Regions from separate parts of the Homo sapiens genome. Here region 1 is linked to region 2. Evidence: read pairs that join two places in POLR2A ChIA-PET (ENCODE). Cell type or tissue: CD4-positive, alpha-beta T cell. All regions are shown on one strand. Each heading gives the region's core, and the rest is flanking DNA. Links, peaks and the distances in the headings are about the cores only.

Evidence for each region. Peaks named below come from ENCODE experiments on the same cell type or tissue, not always from the same donor. Only the 100,000 strongest peaks of a DNase experiment are listed, where the experiment ranks them.
Region 1: POLR2A ChIA-PET joins it to region 2 with 5 read pairs; 4 of 35 experiments call an interaction of 5 or more read pairs at or near these places.

Annotation. Positions count from the first base shown.
Region 1 is chr16:78,893,370-78,899,523 of GRCh38, forward strand. The region is part of intron 8 of WWOX (WW domain containing oxidoreductase); the gene reads left to right. Among named protein-coding and RNA genes, the nearest start is that of WWOX-AS2, 400 kb to the left of the region's middle. In CD4-positive, alpha-beta T cell, for the core only: no CTCF peak of the experiment used is centred there; DNase peaks (open chromatin) are centred at 1,702, 3,122 and 3,802; H3K4me3 peaks cover 443 bases; H3K27ac peaks cover 3,282 bases.
Region 2 is chr16:78,775,429-78,781,582 of GRCh38, forward strand. The region is part of intron 8 of WWOX (WW domain containing oxidoreductase); the gene reads left to right. Among named protein-coding and RNA genes, the nearest start is that of WWOX-AS2, 280 kb to the left of the region's middle. In CD4-positive, alpha-beta T cell, for the core only: no CTCF peak of the experiment used is centred there; no DNase peak of the experiment used is centred there.

The DNA.
Region 1 (6,154 bases), core at 805-5,804, 120 kb after region 2:
ATACCAGGCTCCCCCATTCAGTATATTTTCTTTATGTTTAAATAGTTTGGATTGACTTCTCTTTTCTTTTATTTTTCTGTTGCTACTTAGGAAACCATCTCCAGGCTAGAACAAGTGCCTGAAATAGAGAAGGGTGAGGTCACTGCCTAAGACACTTCCTCCTCCACCCACTCCTCTCTCAGACTCAGCTCCTTCCACTTCTGCCCACATGGCTGCCATTTTAATTTTTGCTTAAATGTTGCAGCCAATATTTCATGTATTGTTGTTTTCTTCCTTGCCTGGGAGACTCTTTTGTCTGAGGTTCCCTGGTATTTTCCAGGGGCCCTTCTAGCACTTCTGTGAACTCATTAGCTTCCCCTTGTTCCAGAAAATGTCTGTCATACATTACGTGCCTTTCTCTGTCTTTCCCTGCCCCTCTCACCTTCATCGATCACACTTTTGCTTCACAGAGGTAAGAGGAAATCACACTCACACAGTATCTTTTGTTTTCTAGCAAGCTAGAACACAAGATTTTCTAGATGCATCTTTTGAGTTGATATGCAATATTTTCCTTGACAGATTTGTTACCAGCTGAGCAGATATTGTGTCTGTGATGTATTTGAGTACCAGGTATCCCTGATTACCATAGAGTAATGTCTTTTATTGAGGCTTTTATTATTATTATTATTATTATTATTATTATATTTTGAGACAGGGTCTTGCTTTCTTGCCCAGGAAGGAGTGCAATAGTGTAGTCATGGCTCACTGCAGCCTTGACCTCCTGGGCTCAAGCAATCCTCCCACCTCAGCCTCCTGAATAGCTGGAGCTACAGGCAAGTGTACTGTGGCAATTGTTAATGTTCACTTTTATTTCCATAGTTAGCCTTGATCGTTTAGTTTTAAAGAGTTATACAACACATACACACACATCTAATTGTTGTGTTATTGGGTTAATGGGAATATTTTAGACTCAAGCCTGGTTCTTTGCTTCTCTCCAGCACAGCAAAGGATACACCTCCAAGTATAATATTGAACTTCAAAGTTAGTAATGTTCAGTGATGCTTAAGCATGTAGATCATAAAGTCCTAGACTATTTTTTGTCTAAATTATTGTTTGTAGTCAGCCTCTCTACTGGTTGGAAACACAGGCTTGAGTTTGGCTTTCTGCTCTACCTAGTTCATTGCTGCAGCTGTAATCCAGCCTGATTCTAATTTTCAACTGGAGATGGTTGTCTTCTTTTTTATTCCATGAAACAAATTGATTAATGTGTCGAGGGAGCAAGGTGGTACTTATACCTACCCAGCCTGCTTGTGTGTGTCTCAAGGTGGAGAGAGGCTGTGGAAACAATAGAGAGAATAGCATGGAAGGCCACGTTGCAATTAAACAAGATTGGGAAAGAAGACGGGACTAAAATCATGCCTTGAAGATGTTTATCATATGAAGTTGACCTTGAGACCCCAAGACCGGCTTCAGTTTTCCACAATGCGGCTATTATGAGAAAAACAGTGACTAACTGAGCACTGTGCATAACTCAGTTCTCGGAATTTTCAATCAGAAATTATCTGATGACGGGACTAATTCTTATTACGATAGTTCCAATGGATCCACCCAGGATCCACCTCCACAACTAGGTGTACAGAAGCTGGAGATCCCATCATGCCGCCGGGCACCGGTTTACGAGAACTCTATGTCTTATCTTGGTAGTACGATTAGGAAAACAAACACAATGGTTTCTGCCTTCAATGTTTCCATGGTGAGGGCAGTTATTAGGCATATGCTAAAGTGTAATATCCGCTTTTTCAAACCACATTTCAAAGTTGATAGCATCAACGGCTTTAAAATCACTTTTAAAGAATCTGGGCTTACCCAGTTAACAGAAATAGAACCTGCCTGTTTATCAGTGGGTTTGCCTCACTTTTCTGTGGGTTTCTTTTCTTTTCTTAATTATGCATTAAGAAAATAACTTAAGTTTCTGTGCATACAACATCTTCCTTTCTCATTCCCAGTACCCTAGAAACACAGCCGTTCACTGAAGAGGATTTGAGTGTTGTCTCCTCTGTGGGGTCAAAACATCATGCTTCTTTCTGTTCTGCCCCATGGCAGTGGTGACGATGGCCTAGCTTCCATCCCGTAGCTTCTTGTGTTTTTCTATTCCACCAGTCTATCAACCCTGTATTTGTTGTCAAATTTACACTGTCCACAGGCAAAGATCTATTCTCCTTTAGAATTTAATAGGAGGGTTTGGAAATGATGCCATGGAAACCCTGAGCAGCTTGGCAATGCTGACCCCAAATGAGAAATAACTATCATTGGTGTTTTCCTTCTACTACTATTATCTTGCCCATTGATCTTCAAAAAGTTCATTGGTCAAATTGATTGAGGAACGCAAGACTTAAATGTAATATGGCTCTGGCAAATTCTGAGATGCTAACAAAAACAAGTTTTCTTAAGAACAATGTCAACTGACTCACAGTATCCGACTATATAAAGTCGAGTGCTCTCATGCCAGGAAGCTGATACAGTTCATGAAACCTCAGTCATTCTTTCGTATTACTCCTGTCTTCTCTTTGGAAAACAATCTCATGAATTTGGTCTTGACGCTGACTTAACATCCCAGGAAACAGATACTCAATTCCACTGTCTTTTTTGAGAAATGAACAGTTCTCAAACTTTGTTTAAATTTCCTTTTCACAGATGAGTAATAACCAAAGATATTTCTGAAAGGGCTCTGAAAACATGCAGGCAATTGATCTTTAAAAATAAGATAGAAATAGTAGGTTTTATAAAAGAAGGAAATAGAAATACTTCAGAAGAAATAAAGTGTGCTGAATCATGTTTTAAACATAATTATATCCGGAATGCACTTACCCATTTGAAAAAAAAAAAAAGTCACCAAGTTGTTTCCAATTGTTTTTGTAAATTTGCTTAGTCATTTTCAGAGACAAAAATTTGGGAAAAGGATTGTAGAATGACTGGCTTCCCAAAACCACTTGGTGTTTACAAAGTTATCAAAAACGGGCTGGGACCACTGATGGTAATAACAAAACCTGGGGCCCTGAATCGTGTATTCTACATCCGTTAGCACACTGAAGCCACACCGCAAACTTGTGAGGCCAGCGTTGCTTCCCCTACCCCTTCCGTCAAAAACCGTCTGAGGCTGATCATTAACTTGCATAAGGTCACATAGCTAATGAGAAGCAAACGCATCATAATGACCTGGGACATATGACACTGAAGCCTACTCTCTTTCCACAAAGCTTGATGTACTCAGATAGTAATTAGTAAACATTTTCATAAATAATCTTAACCTTTTCAAGCATTTTTGTCGATTGGATTGTAGCACTCAAAAGTAAGGTCTGTTTTACTAATATAAAATTGGGCCTGTGGAATAATTCTCTTCACAGAAGTGTGTGTGTGTGTGAGAGAGAGAGAAAATGTATATGCATACATATACATATATTATTGAGACATAATTTACATAATTTATGTTCTATAAAATTAGCATATTTTAAATATACAGTTCTCTGGATTTTGAAAAATGTATACGTGTACATAATCATGGATCCACCACCCCAGTTAAGATATAGAACATTCCAGGGCCAGGTTCAGTGGATCATGCTTGTAATCGCAGCATGTTGGGAGGCTGAGGAGGGTGGACCACTTGAGGCCAGGAGTTTGAGATCAGTCTGGGCAACAGGGTGAAACCCCGCCTCCACTAAAAATACAAAAAAAAGAAAAAAAAAAAGAAAAAAATAGCTGGCCATTGTGACATATGCCTGTAACCGTAGCTACTCTGGTGGCTGAGGCTTGAGTATCGCCTGGGAGGCAGAGGTTGCAGTGAGCCAAGATGGCACTGCTGCACTCTAGCCTGGGTGACAGTGAGACTGTCTTTAAAAAAAAAAAAAAAAAAAAAAAAAACCAAAAAAACAAAAACAAGAACATTCCCATCACGTCGGTAAGTATCTCATTCTCCTTTCCAATAAATCCTTTTATTCCCAGAAACAAGCATTCTTGTTTCAATCATTGTAACTTTGTTTTACCTGTTCTAGAACTTCATTTAATAGAAATCATACCTACTGCTTTGTATGTGTCGTCTTCTGCTTAATGATTCACATAATGTTTTTGTGATTCATCCATGTTGATGGGTGTATTAGGGGTTCTCTTTTTCAATGCTGGATAGTATCCTGTGGTGAAAATACACCACAATTCGCTTATCTGTGCACCTGTTGATGAGCATTGGGTTGTTTATATTTGTTGGCTATTATGAATAAAGCTACCACGAATATTCATAAATCCTGTATACATGTTTTTATGCCCTTATGTTTTTATGTATTTTTGATAAATACCTAGGTGTGAAATTATTGACTCTTAGTGTTTAACTTGTAAGAATGCTGCCAAACAGTTGTCTAAAGTAATTGTATCATTTTAACCCCCCGCTAGAAGTGTGTAAGAGTTTATGTTGCTTCACATCCTCATCAGCACTTTGTAATTTCAGTCTTTTTAATTATAGCCTTTTTGTGGGTGAGAAACGCTATCTCTTGCTAGTTTTATTTTGCATTTTCCTAGTGACTAATGCCTCTTTTTATGAACTCATTGGCCGTTCATATATTTTCTTTCTGTGAACTGCTTGTTTATGTATTGGCCATTTTCTAAAAATTAGATAGTCTTTTTAATATTGAATTATAGGAATTCTATATATATTTTGGATACATTCTTTTTTTTTCATATGTACTGTGAATTTTCTCCTTTGTCTTGTCTATTTATTCCTTAATGGTGTCTTTTGAAAAGCAGAAGTTATAAATACTGATAGTGTCCAATTTATCTTTTTCATTTGTGTAGTGCTTTCTTGTTCTAAGAACCTTTACCAATCACCAGGTCACAAAAATATTTTCCTATGTTTTCTTCTAGACACTCCATAACTTCAATCTTTACATTCAGATCTATGTTCCATCTCAAATTAATTTTTGTATATGGTGTGAGGTAATGGTAGAGGTTTATTTTTCTCTCCATAAGACTCTCCAATTGTTCTAGCACTATTTGTTCAAAGACTAATCCTCGCGCTATTCAATTTCCTTGGCATCTTTGTCAAAAATCAGTTGACTATATATGTGTGGGTGTATTTCTAGACTGTTGTACTCCATTGATCTAATTTTTTTTCTTATACTTACTGCTCGATTGCCTGGAAGCTAGGTAATAATAAGGATTCAAACTTTGTTCTTTATTTCAAGATTGTTTGGGTTAGTTTAGATACTTTCCTTTTACATATATATTTCCTGATCAGCTTCTCCATTTCTTTTAAAAAGCCTTGCTGGGAGTTTATTTGCTTTGGTATTGAATCTCTTGATCAATTTGAGGAGGATCAAAATCCTGAAAGTGTTAAGCGTTACCATCCATGAGCATGCATCTCTCCATTTATTTAAGGCTTCTTTATTTATAAACATTTCAGTGATATTTGATGATTTTGAATGTGGAGGTCTTATACTTTTTTGTTAAATTAACTCTTACACATTTGATTTTTTTATGCTATTGTAAATGGCATTATAAAATTTCTTTTTTCCAACTGTTTGTTTCTAATATATAGAAATACAGTTGATTCTAGCAAACTGCTCTCATATCCTGTGATCTTAAAATTTATTTATTCACCTTTTCCTTTTTGTTAAATAGATTCTGTAGAATTCTCTACATCTCTGAATATAGTTTTACTTCTTCTCCAATTTTTATGGCTTTTGTTTCTTTTTCTTGTTTTAATGCACTGGCTATAGCCTGTAGGACAGTGTTGAACAGAGGTTTTGAGACAGACATCATTGCTTTATTCAGGACTTCTCTATTATATGTGATGCTAGTTGTATGTTTTCTGTACCTATACTTCATTAGATTAAGGAGTTTGAATTTATTTCTAGTTTGCTGAGAGTTCTTTTATAAATGTGTTCATATATATATGTTTTATATTTTTCTTATTCTTACTATCTGCATATTAGAGGGAGTTTAGCTCATTGGTTAAAAGGATTTGTTCCGGAAACCTAACTCCAAATCTTTGAACTTCCTAGAAACCTGGCCTGTTTATTTACCCCGTATGTCACTTTCCTTTATCTGTAACTGGAAAATGTGTACGAAGAGCTTAATACAATGACTGATACACAGTGAGTTCTCCATAAATGTTAGTTATTATTTTAAT
Region 2 (6,154 bases), core at 448-5,447:
GGCTTGTCTACTCCAAGAACTGAGATACCCAGACTCATTTCTCATCTCTTGTTGAAACAGAGAAGTCACTGTAGCGCCCTCCGGGGGGTGGGGTATCAAGGGAGAGTATGGGCTTTGAAACTGCTCATCCCGTCTACAACCTTGGAGGGCATGGTGTTTCACTCCCCCACCTCTCCCCACAACTTCACCCTGCTCCAATGAGGATGAAAATGTCTTTCTTATAGATGGGACAGGAGCCTTAGTAATATGGTGCGAGCAATGGTTCACATAGGGGACAGGTGTTCATTCAATGGTGGGTATTATTATAATAATCATTAGCATCATTGCTAGTGACTTTATTTTTCCTTTAGCCAATGGAGCAGTGGCTTTTGGCCCACTACTTTCGACTGAATCTATGAGTGAATGTGATCCTCCGTTTTAACCCTGTCTTATTGGATGTTGGTAAACAGTATATCATGAGCCCCTGTAAGAGCTTGAATCCTTCAAAGACAAGGTCAGTCAGTGGCCATCACTACTCTAAACGTAAGACCCTGTGATGACTGACACTTACTAGGTTTCTCATTTATTTATTTTTCTCTGCAGGACACAGCTATGTGTTCCAAAGATGGTCTTAAACCTATAGGAGTATAACACCATGGCTAGTTCAGAAAACCTTATTCCAACTTCCAAACTTAGAAGATACTGGGAAGTAAAAGGGAGAGAAGGGAATGCATGGCTTGGGCTAAAAAAATGATTCTGCATTCATCTCAGAAGGATGTTTTCCAGTCTTTCTCTAGAAACAACTTTTGTGTCTAAGGATTGTGGGTGAACAACAGCAGCACAGGCTACATTGGCTTGGCTCGGTGGTTGGGATGGTTTGGCTCTTACTGGGCAGTAAGCACAGTGGCTGGGATAGGACCTTGGCATCTCGTGCGAAGCCCCTCTGCCTGGAGTCCTGCCTCTGTGACACTTGCTTACTGTGTGACCTGGGTCAACTCATACCTACTGTTCGTCAGTTTTCTCATCTGTAAAATGGGGATTCCAGTGGTTATTATGAGAATTAAATATGACGATACATAAATAGCACCTGGAAAAGTGTTTAGGAAACCTTGACATGATGACCTGTTTAGCAGCAGCAGTGTGTGCCATACTTACCTTTATGGAATGAACAGATTTGGAGTGAGGATGGATGTTTAGCTCACTTTATTAGTCTGGTCTCACACTGCTATAAAAAACTGCCCGAGATTGGGAAATTTATAAAGAAAAGAGGTTTAATTGACTCACAATTCTGCATGGTCGGGGAAGCCTCAGAAAACTTACGATCATGGTGGAAAGGAAGCTAGTGCACCTTACATGGCGGCAGGCAAGAGGGGCAGGGAGGGAGAGAGAAAGAGGGAGGGAGGAAACCACCACATATAAAACCATCAGATCGCGTAAGAACTCGCTATGTCAAGAATAGAATGGGGGAACCACCCCCATCATCCAGTCACCTCCTACCAGGTCTCTCCCCTAACATGTGGGGATTACAGCTTGTATTACAATTCGAGATGAGATTTGGGTGGGGACACAGCCAAACCATACCACTCATGGCATCTCGTTTTTACAGAGTATATGTGTTTTCAGATTTTGCATGACATTTTAGGATAAATGTGATGAAAATGAGGAAAATTGGGAATGAAGTTTAGGTCAGAAAAGTTTCAGTGATTATTTTTTCAGAATCATTGTTTCTTGGTTTCTAGGGTCCAACATGCCATTGTTCAATGGCTGTATTTCAATGGCTGTATTTCAGAGGCTGTATTTTTTTTCCCATCTCTTCCTTCCTACTTAGAAGACAGTGACATTTCCTCTGTGCCTCTCAGGTGTCAATGCCATCCAACAGGAATTTGTACAAAGAAAGGGAGGACTTTCTGATGATGTTGTCCAGGACAGTGGCCCCATGTAGCTACTGAGCACTTGAAACGTGACTAGTATGACCAGGGGCTGGACTTTTAGTTTAATTTTTTGTAATTTAAATAATTTAAGTAGCTGATGTGTCTAGTGGCTGTCGTATTGGAAAGCACAGAGTAGACATTGCAAATACAGACGTAGAAAGACACCGTGCCTGCTGCTAAGAGGCCCCTGGTCCTACTGAGTGGTCAGCTGTTTACACTGACAGTCCCAGCGTGGTATAATAAGCATTAACACAGAGACATGTACAGGGTGCTGAGAAAGCTAATTTTTGCAATAGTCAAAAAAGACCTCAGGGCAGACTCCCCAGCACAGAGTTCCAAGCCTTTACCTAAAAAGGTAATCATTTTATAAGTACCTATTATGTGCCAGATACTAGGATAGGCACTTTGCATAGAAACTCACATTTCGACTGGGCCTGGTGGCTCACGCCTGTAATCCCAGCACTTTGGGAGGCCGGGGCAGGCAGATCATGAGGTCAAGAGATCAAGAGCATCCCGGCCAGCATGGTGAAACCCTGTCTGTACAAAAAATATAAAAATGAGCTGGGTGTGGTGGCACATACCTGTAGTTCCAACTGCTCAGAATGCTAAGGTAGGAGAATCGCTTGAACCCAGGAGGTGGAAGTTGTAGTGAGCCAAGATCGCATCACTGCACTCCAGCCTGGGTGACAGAGTGAGACTCCATCTGAAAAAAAAAAAAAAAAAAAAGACATTTACATTTTATCTTTACTGTAGCTATGGCTGCCTATCCCAAGGATGGGAAGTCTGAAGTTCAAACTGGTGATGATCCCCACCCCAAGTCACACAGTTAGCTTTATAGTTAAATCAGGGTGTGCCTGATTTCCTAGCCATACCAGGCAGCCTATTTCTTGAATAACCTCCCATCCCCTGTGTCTCCTTTGTGGAGCTCTTGGCAATACTCTGGTGATTGGTAACCACTGATACGCCGCCAGCAGTCCACGCTTGGGTGGAAGGCAGGTTTCACGTAACTGATTTACCACTTGGTAAAGGAACGAGGTGACAGCAAGACCACAAACTAATAAATATGCCGGTATTGACATAATGTCGGACCTCAGTATGATTGATGCATGTGTTGTTGACTGGGATGTCACATGTTCAGGCTGTAATCCTGGTCTCAGTATGACTGTGAGGACGGGGCCAAGTCATTTCACAATTTGGGTGAGTGTTCCAAGCTTCTCAGAAGAGCGACGCAATAGAAATTCAAGGTATGAAATTCAAGGTGTGGTCTCAGAGTCATTTTATCTTACAGCTTCTCTGCTGTGTTTTCTCAGTATGTGAAATGGGAACATCACTTACCATCTACTCACCTCCTGTTTGAGTTCAAGGGAAGGTTTGCAGATTGGCCTGAAGGAAGACTTCTCTTGAAAAACTCAAACCAAAGAGCACACCGCCGTCCCCAACCCTGAGCCATTTCTGTCCTTTTCATGGAAAGGGAACTGTGTTCGCCAGCTCGTAAAGCCCCGGCGTCTCCTCCTAGAAGAAACACCCACATTGACCCAGCAGTGTTCATTTTCCCATAAGGTGGTGCTGGATAGGGATAGGATGTCGCCCCTTGTTCACCCCTTGGCAATAATCTGTTTGATTCACTCCAAATGCTGCTTCTGATCTCCATCTATTTCAGGGGATGACCAGTCTGAATAAAACCAATGAGCTTAATCTACTTGTGGAATGTTATAGCCGGAAGGGATTCATAGAGATCACTCTATCGCCTAAAATTCTCTCTTCTACATATCTCAGTGTTGGAAAACATAAATGTGACTCCAACTTGTCTTTTTTGTTGTTTGTTTTTGAGACAGGGTCTTTGTTTCCCAGGCTGGAGTGCAGTGGCATGATCTTGGCTCAGTACAACATCTGCCTCCCTGGCTCAAGGGATCCTCCCATCTCAGCCTCCTGAGTAGCTGGGACTACAGGTGCATGCCACCACACCTGGCTAACTTTTATTTATTTTTAGTAGAGAGGCAGTTTTGCTGTGTTGCCCAGACTGGTCTTGAACTCTTGAGCTCAAGAAATCCTTCCACCTCAGCTTGACATTACAGGTAAGAGCCACCGTGTCCGGCCCCCCTTTCTTCTTTTTTAAAGTGGGGTATTAAGGCTCAGAAAAGAGTGTTTCTGCCACTGCAGAGGATTGCTGACATTATTAGTTGCTCACTCTGTCCAAGGCATTGTGCTCAGCTCTTTGTACAGATTGTTTAACCCTCACAAGTCTATGAATAGAGTATATTACCCACTTCATTTTAAGTAGGAAATTGAAGCTCAGGGAATCGTAGCAGAGGGCCCCAGTTCACACTGCTGATCAGTGATGCGACTGGGATCACCACAGCCCATCTGGTTCAGAAGCTTGTTCTCCTAACCAGGATGTGAGAGACATTCTTGTCCTAGGCAGCACGTTGGTGGCAGAGGTGGGATCTAGACTGAGGCTCTCATTCTGTACCCTCTCTGGCCCCAAGGAAGGAAAGGGGAAGGAGAAGGGCCTTTGGGACTGGGTGGATGTAACACTTTCTGCCACCTCTACTCTTCCTGCTATAGATTAAAACAGAAGCTCTGAATTGCAGCCACAAATCAATAATGAAAAGCTACCAGACCAAGCCCTTTCTTGTTTAGTGTTGTGTCTTCTGTGTCAACATCTCTGGAACATAGTCAATGGCAGTACCCAGTAGAAGCCATATGGATACTTTTTCTCAAGTGTTGAAATAAATTAATGGTGTGGCCATGGTTCTCGTACTTCAGGTCCCTGTGAGCCCCTGGGGTCCTACACAACTTGGGGTAATGCTATGGTCACCTGCATCCCCTCCTCTCCAGCCCTCACCTGGTTTTCTCTTCTCCTTCCAAGAAAAAACACCCATACCATTCTTAACATCTCTGGAAGCTGGGGGTCAGGAGAGGGAGATCCATAAAGTTCTTGTCTTCCCCGACTCAAGAAGCTTAAGGGTACATTCACTCACTCATGAATTGACTGGTTTATTCATTCACTGGTTGATTAATTCATTCATTCACTGGTTAATTAATTAATTCATGTCATCCTTTGGATGTCTTGCAGAGCTGAGTGCTGAAATAAAATGATAAACAAGTCAAAAACAAAAAGGCCTCTGACTTAACAGGACTTCCGTGATGCGGGGGAAGAAGACAATAGGCAAGTAAGCAAGTAAATATACAAGATAAATAGAAACTGTGATGAGGGAGTTAAAGAAATTAAACTGGTCCTTGTGGAAGCAACTTCGGGGGAGGAGGAAAGACAGGGAAGACCATTTTAAGGAGGTGATGTTTGAACTTAAGAATCAAAAACAGTGCAAGCGCTGCATGGGGGAGAACAGTCTAGGCAAGGTGAACGGAAGTGCAGGGTCCCTGAGGCAGAAAGGAGCTCAGCCTCTTTGTTAGCTAGAACAAGAAAGGGGCCCGTATGGCTAGCATAGGATGGGATAGGGGATCGTGGTGGATACCAGCTAGGATTTCACTGTAAAAGAAGAAAGGAAGCCACTGAAGGGCATTAAGCAGGGCAGTGATGTTTTTTAAAGATCTGTCTGGCTGCCTTGGGGAGCATGGGTTCAGAGAGCAGCAGCAGAAGTGTGCAGGATGACTTGGACTGTCACCTTGGGGCCAGCCTGCAGACTGGTGTGGCCGAAGGAGTGCCGTGACTCCTCTGCCACCTCTCCACATTTGGAAGATTGTTTTGCAGCTGCAACCTCAAAACAGAAGCCTCCTAATTACCAGGTAGCTTTCTAGAGCCAAACAAATGCTGTTGTTTCTGACAGGTAAATCAAGACAGGGAAATGATGACACATTCACCACAACTGAAGTGTTGATGGGGTGTGTTGTGACCCCTGGCTTGTTCCAAAGCCTATGTGGGTGGGAATTCTTTAATGTCTGCCTGGAACTGGGCACTCAGCTATAAATAGAGCTATTTTGGAAATTCTGCACCTCAATTTCTAAAAAGTTGGAAGGACAGGAAAGGGGAGCTGTGTTTGAGATCTCAGAAATCTGCACCCCACCTTGCTATCCACCACTGGTATTCCGTCAGTCTTACTACCCCCTCCCACCTCTAGCCCACCCTCTACCATCCTCACCAGGAAGGAGGCTGCATTCATTTCAAGAACTGCTTTTCTTTTATCAGCTGGCATTACTAGGTATAGACATTATGACCCTTTAATGGGCGATGGGTTAATACCTGTTGCTTTTGTGTGCTTCCTATTTAAAACATGTTTATCTAT